Linked DNA regions of Homo sapiens: region 1 is linked to region 2. A link is a contact called in ENCODE Hi-C or POLR2A ChIA-PET data. All regions are on one chromosome and are shown on one strand. Each heading gives the region's core, a stretch centred on a gene start or an enhancer-like site at or near the end of the contact. The rest is flanking DNA. Distances are from core to core; before and after follow the strand shown.

What was found. A loop is a pair of places that touch in the nucleus more often than their neighbours do. ChIA-PET counts read pairs that join two places held with the same protein, here RNA polymerase II (POLR2A). Pooled maps may share reads with other maps.
Region 1: a loop to region 2 is called in a pooled map, with 5 times the contacts of the local background. The contact joins the promoter of SLC30A9 here to the promoter of LIMCH1-AS1 in region 2. A Hi-C loop is called at or near these places in 3 of 50 pooled maps. POLR2A ChIA-PET finds 5 or more read pairs at or near these places in 2 of 52 experiments (MCF 10A and WTC11).

What each region holds. Positions count from the first base shown.
Region 1 is chr4:41,987,810-41,992,967 of GRCh38, reverse strand. SLC30A9 (solute carrier family 30 member 9) reads right to left here and starts at 2,438. Exons shown (of 18, transcript NM_006345.4): 1 at 2,208-2,438. The coding sequence starts at 2,316. RefSeq lists enhancers at 2,267-2,406, 2,687-2,766 and a silencer at 2,338-2,557.
Region 2 is chr4:41,690,845-41,695,994 of GRCh38, reverse strand. LIMCH1-AS1 (LIMCH1 antisense RNA 1) reads left to right here and starts at 3,198. Exons shown (of 3, transcript XR_002959789.2): 1 at 3,198-3,453. LIMCH1 (LIM and calponin homology domains 1) reads right to left here. Exons shown (of 32, transcript NM_001330672.2): 31 at 3,611-3,713.

The DNA.
Region 1 (5,158 bases), core at 1,189-3,688, 300 kb before region 2:
GCTTTATAAGCTTTTCCCAGCCACAGGCATTTTAGAAGCATAAACTAAACCTTACTTCTAGACAAATAAAAACAACTGTTTTTAGATTTTCTTTCTCCAAAAGTTCTTCAAATAGTCTTCTCACATGCATCCAATTTAAATAGTACTCTTTTTCTAAATGATTTTTAAATTTTGCCATAATAATGGTTGCCCTTTTAAGAAATGCTTCATTACTGAAACTAAATTTTCACAAAGTTATTTTTAAAAACCTACTAAGCATTTTTAAGTGTAAAAAAAATTTTAATTTTTTGTAGTAATAAACATTCCAAACAACTTTGCAAAGTCATTTTGACCACTAAGGTAGGTAATAATTATCTGTGTTTCACAGACAGATGAGACAAAGAATACATAATTTTCAACATAATGACAGCTACACAGAAGAGGGATTACAAATTACACTGTTTCTTCTCCTTTTTGCCAACACTTAAAGGGCAGTTTAGACTAAATTTAACAGCCACTGTAATTTCAGTGTAAAATGCCAAAATTGCTTGGTCAATAGAAACAATTGTGTTAGAAACTTACTTGGGGATTCTGGAGTACAGTATAAACGTATGATTCATTTTTCTTTTTCTTTTCTTTTTTTTTTTTTGAGACAGGTCTCACTCTGTCACCCAGGCTGGAGTGCACTGGCATGCTCAAGGCTCACTGCAGCCTCAATTTCCTGGGCTCAAGCGATCCTCCCACCTCAGCCTCCTGAGTACAGGCTAGGATTACAGGCGCGCGTCACCAAACCAGGCTAATTTTTTGTAGAGAGGCAGTTTTGCCATGTTGCCCGGGCTGGTCTTGGAACTCCTGGGCTGAAGCGATCCACCCACCTCAGCGTCCTAAGGTTTACAATCTTCCTGAGGATTAGCAGCATGAGCCACTGCACCCAGCCGATGATTCATTCTGTCCATAAGGGAACCTGGCAGTATATTGCCAATATGGAAAAACTCAACAGTTACACTTTTCTATCACTACCAAAAAAGCCCTGGGAATAGTGCTGTTAAAATTTATCCGTTTGAAATTCTAAGATTCAGCTTTACATTTATTGCAAATAAAAGATACGAATATATTCTAATTTATATCCACAGCATAGTTACTATAGCTTATATTACATAAAATCTCGAATGACTGCAACTTCCGACTTCTTTCAGGAGGTCACGAACATGTTACAGGTTTTTTCAAACCTATGTTTTTACAGACAGCTCACTATGTTGCCAAGGCTAGCCTAGAACTATTGGGCTCAAAAGATCTGCCTGCCTCAGTCTCCCGAGTAGCTGGACTACAGGAGCGCACCACCACACCTGGCTTCGAACATGAATGTTTCGGTAAATACTCTCTGCATCCCAAGAATGGAGGGATTAGGTTAAGGGTGGACTTAGTTCTGTCTTCTCCCTCAGAGATCCTATCAGTTCTCAGTGTCAAGCAATGTGTGTCAAGCTACGGCAAAAACGAAGGTAAGCCTGATTAGTTCAATGTTATTTTGGAAACTCTCAAACCATTTAAATTTGAGTCAGAAAAGAATGTTGAGAGAGACGAAAATTCTCTTCAACCACCTTTTTTTCTGGGTTACCACTACAACTGCCACCTTTTCACCAAAAAGACTGCTCAGCCGAACTGAAGAGTTTCTTTGTTTTTCGGACCCAAACTGGGTTCATTCAATGATTGTCGGATACTTTCGTACTTCTTCCAAAAGATCCGTAGTGAGTAGCACCCCTCCTTCCTTTTAGAAAATTTAAGAAAATAAGTTGGGAGAGTAAGAAAAAGAAGGCCAAGAAAATCTCAACCAAGTGCTAAATGAAGGTGCGCTGGAAAGCTCCAAAGACCCTGGAACTTTGCGGAGTCCGCAATTTCCAACCGCGGAGGTGAGTAACCGCGGGACACCGCGATGCGCACGTAACATTTTGTTTGGTACAAAGCGGTAGGCTTCAGAGGTGCAATCCGGCCCGCGAGGTGCCCACAAGTTCCCGCGGGGGCCATGCTAGGGCTGCAGAAGGCATCAGAGTCAGAGACCTGTCAGGACCCCCGCGGGCTGCGCAGGCTGAACTGGAAAGGCGGAGGCCAGAAAGGAAGGTTCTGAGGTTGGCGAAAGGCAAGTGGGCGAATTGCCCCAGGCGAGGCGCCGAGCCCAGCCTGGCCCTCCAGTTCGGCTTCTACGGAGCCAGCGGCCAGCGCGGGACACTCACCCTGGCGGTCGCTGGGATTACAGGCCGCCGCCCTGCATCGCAGACGGAGCCGGCACAGGGAGGACCAGCTACATCTGTGGGCCGCGGCGGCGGCCAAGCCGGGTAACATCCTGGTGGGGCAGAGGCCCCTACTCGGACACCGCCTTCTGCCTCCGCGCCGCCACCGGTACCAACTGACTCCATAGACTGGACATCAGCGAACACCGATGGCTTCGCCGCCACAAGCTGCCTGGGTGACCCGGAAACGGCAACGTCATTTAGCGACGCCTGCCGTGGAGGTAGCGGAAGTGACGTAACACGTTGAGCACCAATAGGGAGGCCTTCCTTCCCGGGGACCCAGACTCCCAAAGTGGGGAGGGCGTGGCTGCAGGGGAAGTTTGGTGTCTGCCGTCTTCTTTTGCACCTGTACTTTTGCGCTTGGTTGGAAATCACGTAAACTGTTTACATCTTGTTCAGCCAGGAAAGCTGTCCTTTGGGAGTTCTACTTATTCCTTTTTTTCTGGACTCGAAACCGGGGCCGTGGTTTCGGAAATGGGAGGAAAGATGGGAAGGATGGACGCAGGTTTTCTGAGCCTCTCTACCTAGAGCCTGCCAGGATAAACCCAAATTAGAACCAACATGTCCAGTACTCTCCGAACGTCTGCCACGTACATCGTTCTCCTTGTTAACACCAGTGTGTATCCAGTATCATAAAGGCAAGTACACACTTCGGAATCAGCTACTTGCCCTACTAATCTGTGAACCTCAGATTTTTGCCTGCAATATAAGAGGTTTTATGTTCATGACAAGTTAGGGTAAACGGAGGTATGCAGACTTCGAAACATTTTGGTCCCAGGGAGAAAGAAACCTGAACAGTATCCACGTTAACTGTTTCTCTCTGCCATGCTCATTCAGCTCTTAACTCAAACTCAAGAGAGGCCTTCCTTGACCACCCTAGCTATGGTAGTCCTGGTCATTCTCTACCCGGCTGTCCTATATACTTTTCTTCAAAACGCTTATCACTATTTGAGATTTTTTTTTCTATTTTGTGTCCTAGAATAGAAAATAAGCATCATGATGCTGGAATCTTGTCTATTTTGTACATGGCTGTATAAAGCCGCTAAAACAATGCCTGGCAAAAATAAATTGAATGGAATGTATGGTGGTTTGTTTTAAAGTTAATCTGAGTCGCTTATCTATATTACTGCAAAATAACTATCTCGGGGAAATTTAGTATGTCCTTAATTTTTAAAAAAATCAACAAGTCTCTTATACTAATTGAGATAAGTATAACCAAATGAGGAAAGAGATTATCGTTAAGAATGGTAAGCAAATTTAATTTCCTATGACAAACATAACTTAAAATATTCAGTGGACAAACATTAAAAAATGATGTCCCATAAATGTAGGCTCAATATTACTAAAAAATCTGAATATTACTGGAAAGTTACTTTCCCTTTCTTGTAATAGATTTTAATAGAAATTCAACTTTATGAAGTAAAAATACATAAAGGCTTACCTCTTATTTTATGGTAACTATGCAAACATCTATTAACTTTTATGGATAATTCTTTTTGAACAAAACTAATCTCATATTTTGGATTCTTAAAATGGCTTTGGTTTCAACTCGTTTTAGGCAAGCCTGATCAAAACTTCTCAGGTTTTATTTTTAATTTGTGCGATAGGATTATTATTTTTATTTTGTTTAGCTGTACTAATCATTTTTAGAAGAAAATGTTCCTTTCTTGATAAAACTTTTAAAAAAAATACATTTTGTGCAGAGTTCTTAATTTCCATAACAGCCCACCTGATGTGTAAAATATGTTGGTGCACAGTAAAATTTCACAGTGTGTGCTTTCCTGTCCTTCTTTTTCCTGGTATAGTTGGGGTGTAACTTGACTTAGACACTACTAATTGTTATAAACCTCCAGTACCCTTGATTTGCCAAATAAGTTTGAAGAACAAAGTGTATCATTTTCTGTTACCTTAACTCTCACAATGCTGTATCACATAATAAAGCCTCAACAGACTTGGATTAAAATAACTCTGCAGTTGTCTTGGTATTTATACCTACATATCATGATATACTTATCCTTTTGGAAAGTCTTTGAAACTTCCCCAAGTGCTAAAACTTAAGATAATGTCAGTTTTAGAGTTCCTTAGGGGAATTTCCTTTGACCCTAAATCCCATCCTTACCAAGAGACTTTGTTTTTATGCTCCATTTGAGACACATTCAGCGTTGCCTACCTATACATAACAGGTAAGATTCTAGTATCATAGGGCTTATTTTCTATTGGAAGAGGCAGCAAATTTATAAATAAATATATTGATAATTTAAAACTAATAGCAGCAGTAGTAATATTAATCATTTACTAATTGCCAGGCCCTCTGTGTACACTGTCTCATTCATAATACCTTAAATAAGTTATAGGTAGACGAAGAAACCAAGGCACAAAGATCTTGATCTTAAACACCACTCTTTCTAAGTCAATGGGTACTTGCCTTTGGAAGAAAATGTGATGTCTTCTCAAAAGACTTGAATGATAATATGGTGTTCCTATTTTTTTTTTCCTGGAATGTAGGTTAAGAGAGAATTTCCCCAGATATTTTTTACTCATGTGATCAACATGGTATAAAATTGTCCAAGTTTCATGAGGATACATGATATAAATAGATGCCTAAATATAGGGAACTATTAAGTCAGATAGATAGAAACAGAAGTAGGAAAGGAGTGAAGTGTCATTTGATTATTACCATACACCATAATTCCTGCAAGGTTTTCCATTAACTCTGAAGAAGTTCCAACATCTTTCAGAAATTTGCTTGTGCAATTGAGCTAACTACTATTGCTTGGTTTCATCCTGTCTATAGCTTTGGGAAAATAACTCTGATCTTGAGACAAACTTGACTGGTTATCTGGAAAACTGACTTAGATAATCCATTACAAAATAAAGTAAGTGGCTCTATCATG
Region 2 (5,150 bases), core at 1,949-4,448:
ATCTATCCATCTCCACTCTTCTCAATTTAAATCAAATTTTAAAAAAGAAAGAAAAATGGTTTTTAGCCTTTTTTTTTCCCATTCTGACTCTTTTATTGCATCTTGGATATATTTGACCAATACAAGCATATTTATACTTCTCAATCCAAATTATAATCCCCTCTACCTATTCATTCCTAAGGTATATTTATTTCTTAGGACATCAGCAAAGAATTAAACAGTATTCTCAGATGTGCTGGTCATTCTCTCTGTCATGAGTTAACTTAATTGAAATTAGCCTAAAGATATTAATGTTATCTGGAAAAATGAACATGGGAGAAGAGTTAGGAAAATTTTGGAAAAAAATAATTGGAAAGAAGGTGACCCTTATTACCCAATATTAAAACATATTATGAAGCTACAATAATTAAAAACATTCAGTAATGGAGAATAAATAGGTTAATAAAACATAATAAAATATCCAGAAATAGACCTAAATATATATGGGAACTTAGTTTATGAGAAAGCTGGCATTTCAAATTAGTGAGAAAAAGAGGGGTTATTCATTCAGTGATATTCATACAAGTGGCTAACTGGAAAAAAAATCAGGCCAGATAGCTACCTCATTTTTTACCCCCAAATACAATCCTGCTTATGACATATTTACATGTGAAGGAGAAAAAAAAAAACAATTCTAGAAGAAATCTCAGCTAAATTTATTTATACACTTTAAATGAGAGTTTTCCTAAGAAACCTATAATCCAAAAAAGAAACATATATTTCTTTTATATGTATTAAATATATATATTTAATTACATAAAATGAAAATCTTTTGTATGAAAATAAATCACAGAGTGGGAAAACTAATAACCACAATATGCGGCAAATATAACAAATGGCAAATTTCTTTAATTTGCAAAGAACTCATACAAATCAGGTGCCAAATAGAAGAATGGGCAAAGGCTAGGGAAGCACTTTACAGAAAAGGAAATATAAATAGTGAGTAAACATATGAAAAGATGTTCAAACCCATAATTATGGAAATACAGATCAAAGCAATGAGATTTTTTCCCCCACCAAGCAGAGTGGAAATTTTTAATGTTTGATGATATCCAGAGCTGATACAGGCTTGGAGGAAATAAAGGGGGTCTCTCATACATTTTGCAGGGAGAGTGCACTTTTCTGAATGATAATTAAGCAAGATGTCTGAAAATTTAAAAAGCACATGCCTTTTACGTCACCTGTGCTACTGCTCAGAATCTATCCTATGGAGATGCTCTGAAATATTCACCAAGATATATGCACAAGGATGTTCATTTAAAAATAATATTAAAAAATGGGAAACCACCAAAGTGTCCATTCATAGAGAATTAGTTTTAAATTATAAGTCCACACAATGGGATTGTATGCCGCTATTTAAAAGTCATTAAAAAGAAAAAGGAGACACAACATGTTATCTGGAAAAGTTACCAAGATATATCATTAAGTTCAAAATGACAGCAACAAAAACCAAGTACAGAACACCATGACTATATGATCATCACCTATGTGAAATAAAAACCAACACAAATCCAGGTAGATACATCATACTTATATGTATCTCTGTGTGTACATGTGTGCAAGTGTGTGCATACACATGTACAAACATATATTCTGCCCCTACCCCAAGAAATTATTGGAAGGTGATTACAATGGAGATCTGCCCTTTTAATGTGGTGTCTTTCTGAACAATTCAATTTTTCTAACATTATAGCATCTGTAACTTTTATTTATTCATTGAATGTCTATAGAAGCAGAGAAAACAATGGGCCTTGTTTTCTATGGTAAATCCTGGTAAAACACTGCATTTCACATATAAAATAAAGAAAAAATCATTTTTGTGGCCTACCTCCAAATCACTTTCTTATTTTTCAGCTGATTACAGGAACTCCATGGTTTTGAAATTAAAAGCAGTTAATGCCCTTTATATTTGTATATTTAAGAGAAAAATTCCTGGTCTTGAATTAAAAAGCTAATTTCCAAAAGAAATGACAAAGAATCACCCAACCTCTCAATTTAAAAAAATCTAGATGAAAAGAGGTCACTGTCACCCAGAGGGGGGTTCAGGTTGTTCTGTTGGCATCCTTCAAGCACTTTAAATTATTAAACAAACTCAGATCTACAGCACTTTTCAAATCTTTCTGAGCAGTCCTTCAACCTAACAGTGCCCTCTTCTGGTTCCATAAATTACATTCACTGTGGTTCACTGAGGTAGAGAAAAAGAATAATTTATAGAAGACGATAGGAAAATTCGCATTGAAATCTGGGAGAAAAGAGTTGTTTTCCTTGTTAGCATATAAAAGCAAAAGTCCAGTTTAAATAAAATGTATATAATTATTACCTATTATACATGTACTATATATGTTAATTTGTGTGTATATATTTATGATATATGGTATACTATTTATATAATTTAATATATAAAATACATAGTATAAAAACTAATATCATGCATGATCTAAATAGTCCAGTTTGATAGCAGCGGCTCTAAGTTGGAACTGTTTTGATCTCAAGTCAAATATTTATTATAAATCTAAACTACCTGGGTTTGATTAAATTTTTATTTCCCATTTTATTAATAGGCATATTTAACTGAATTTACTAAATCTATAGCTATAAAACAAATTACCTTCAATTTTTATTCTCAAAGTTTTCAGTCTTGCAGAGATTTGAGATCCATGTAAAAAGGCAGTAAAAACGTGACTTCACTTTGAGAAATAGTCATTCTTGAATTTCACACTCCCTATCTTCACTCCAATTTTTTAAAAGAGTTTCTGACTGATGAATCTGCACTAAAAGGTCTTCTGCTGTCTAGGTGACCCACCAGAAGGACTGTACTCATGATGGAGAATGAGGAAACATTCCGAGGCAAGCCACTGGCCATTTTCAGATTTTCTAAACAGCGGCTAGGCAACAGCACCCCCTGCTGCCCCGCAAACTAACATGCACCTTCCACAGTAGGAGGCCCGGATGCAAGACGGGAAAGCAAGCAGGCTTCTCACTTACTAAGGCAGCAAATAATTTGTTAAGCGCATATTGTTACTAAGATATTGTAGAGGTGGGAGGTGGGGAAGAATCCACAGAGAAGTGGAACCCTCATTGTTGTCTCTCAAGGAACTTTCCATTCAGTTGGGAACACATATGACGTAATGAAACTCCTGAATGTAGGGCGTGGAGACATTGATGAGTTGGTGCTCGATCTGAGAAACAGTGGAGAGCCGCTCTCCACATTTAACCATCCCCAAATGGTGCCAGTCGTCTAAAGACATGCCTGAACAAGTGACAGTGTTTGACAGACCTTATATCTCCTTTCTATCACACCAAAATCTCTGTAGTGAGCTCAGGCAATGTTTTGACCTGCTGGTGTGCTGATGCACTTCAGGATAAAAAGAATTGGTCCACATTGTAGCAATAACTTCCAGGAAGAAACGAGTGGTAAATATCTTTTCTTTTTTAACCTAGATGTTAAGAAACCTTTCTCTCAGATTAGAGTGTCAACGGCTGGGGAAAAATATTTGAATTCCTAAATTGGGTCCTATGGAAGACATACGATTACACTCGGTCATCATGAGGCATTCTCCCCAGTACTTACTTCTGGATCGCATGTAGCAATCATTACAGTTCAGGAGACCATTTCGAATCCTAACATCCGTCCCACTCACTGCATCTCCAAGCTGGCCTTTACAAATTCCACACTATAGGGTAAAAAGAACAGACATCATAAGATGCATAAGGAATTGTTTCTTTCTAATGCTTAGTTACTGTTTATGTGAATAGCACAATAATCCCTTCTACAATCACCACATTTGTGGAGCATCTATTATGTGTAAGATGCTGCACCAGTGTCAACTTACAGCAAAAGCAAATATACAGTTAGCAATTTTAGCTTAATTCCTTGCATTTTACAGAGAAGGACACTGGTTCAGTGAGGTTTGTTGGCTTGTTCCTAGGTTGTGGAGCTGATAAGTGGTAGCAGGTTGACTCCAAAGCCTAGCGTCTTAACCTCTATCATACACCGTTTCTCAATCAAAATGGAAGAACCATTTTAAACACATTAAACCCTAGTGGCTTTAAATAAACACATGGCCAATGAGTTATCAATTGAAATGTGTCCATCAATAATCTTTAAAGGCTTGCCAGCATCGTTGCTAAGTTCTACCAGATCAAAATTTCTAGGAAGTACCTGTTCCATTTGTTTATTTTATTTATTTTTTAAGACAGTGTCTCGCTCTGTAGGCCAGGCTGGAGTGCAATGGCATGATCTCAGCTCACTGCAACCTCCACTTCCTGGGCTCAAGCAATTCTCCTGCCTCAGCCTCCTGAGTAGATGGGATTACAGGCGTGTGCCACCACGCCTGGCTATTTTTTTTTTTTTTTTTTTTTTGTATTTTTAGTAAAGATGGAGTTTCACCATGTTGGCCAGGCTGGTCTCGAACTTCTGACCTCAGGTTATCTGCCCACCTTGGCCTCCCAAAGTGCTGGGATTACAGGCATGAGCCACCGTGCCCAGCCTGCTGTTCCATTTTATATTTCCACATTAAAAGCAGTGATATTCAGAGCAACAAATCCACTGGGAATTTCCACCAACACAGGCTGAGTGCAGAAAGAGACTGTAGGATATACTTGGATGTTTGTACCAGAAGGGTAGAAAGGCAGTGGAAGTTGGTGTGGGTGCCAGCCTCTTGCAGGGGGACCAGGATCTAGCCCCTAATTCATGCTCTAAGGTGACCTGGGACAGAGTGAGGCTTAATCCAAATTATGTCATAAGCTGCCTCTACATTGCAAGAGTGGGGAATAAATCCAAGAGGGGATGTACCTTAAAGCATCAGGCCAGCTCCAGGAAGTGAATGATTAGAGTGAATAAAGGCCTTGAGAGTTAAGAAGGCAAGTCTCCTGACCCTTGAGAATCTGCAAAGAGCCCTTACCACCTTGCTTATTTCTAGTCCTCATAAAGTTTCTGAGAACAGAATGCAGTGTTCTCAGAATGCATATTATCTTGGCATAACTACAAATCTTAAAAAGCATATTCCTTGAGCCTCAAAACATCCCTAGACCATTTAGGACATACATTATCTAGGTTAATCTTTACAACGAGAATATTTTTGCTTGTCCTTTGTGGAATGGTTCTCTAT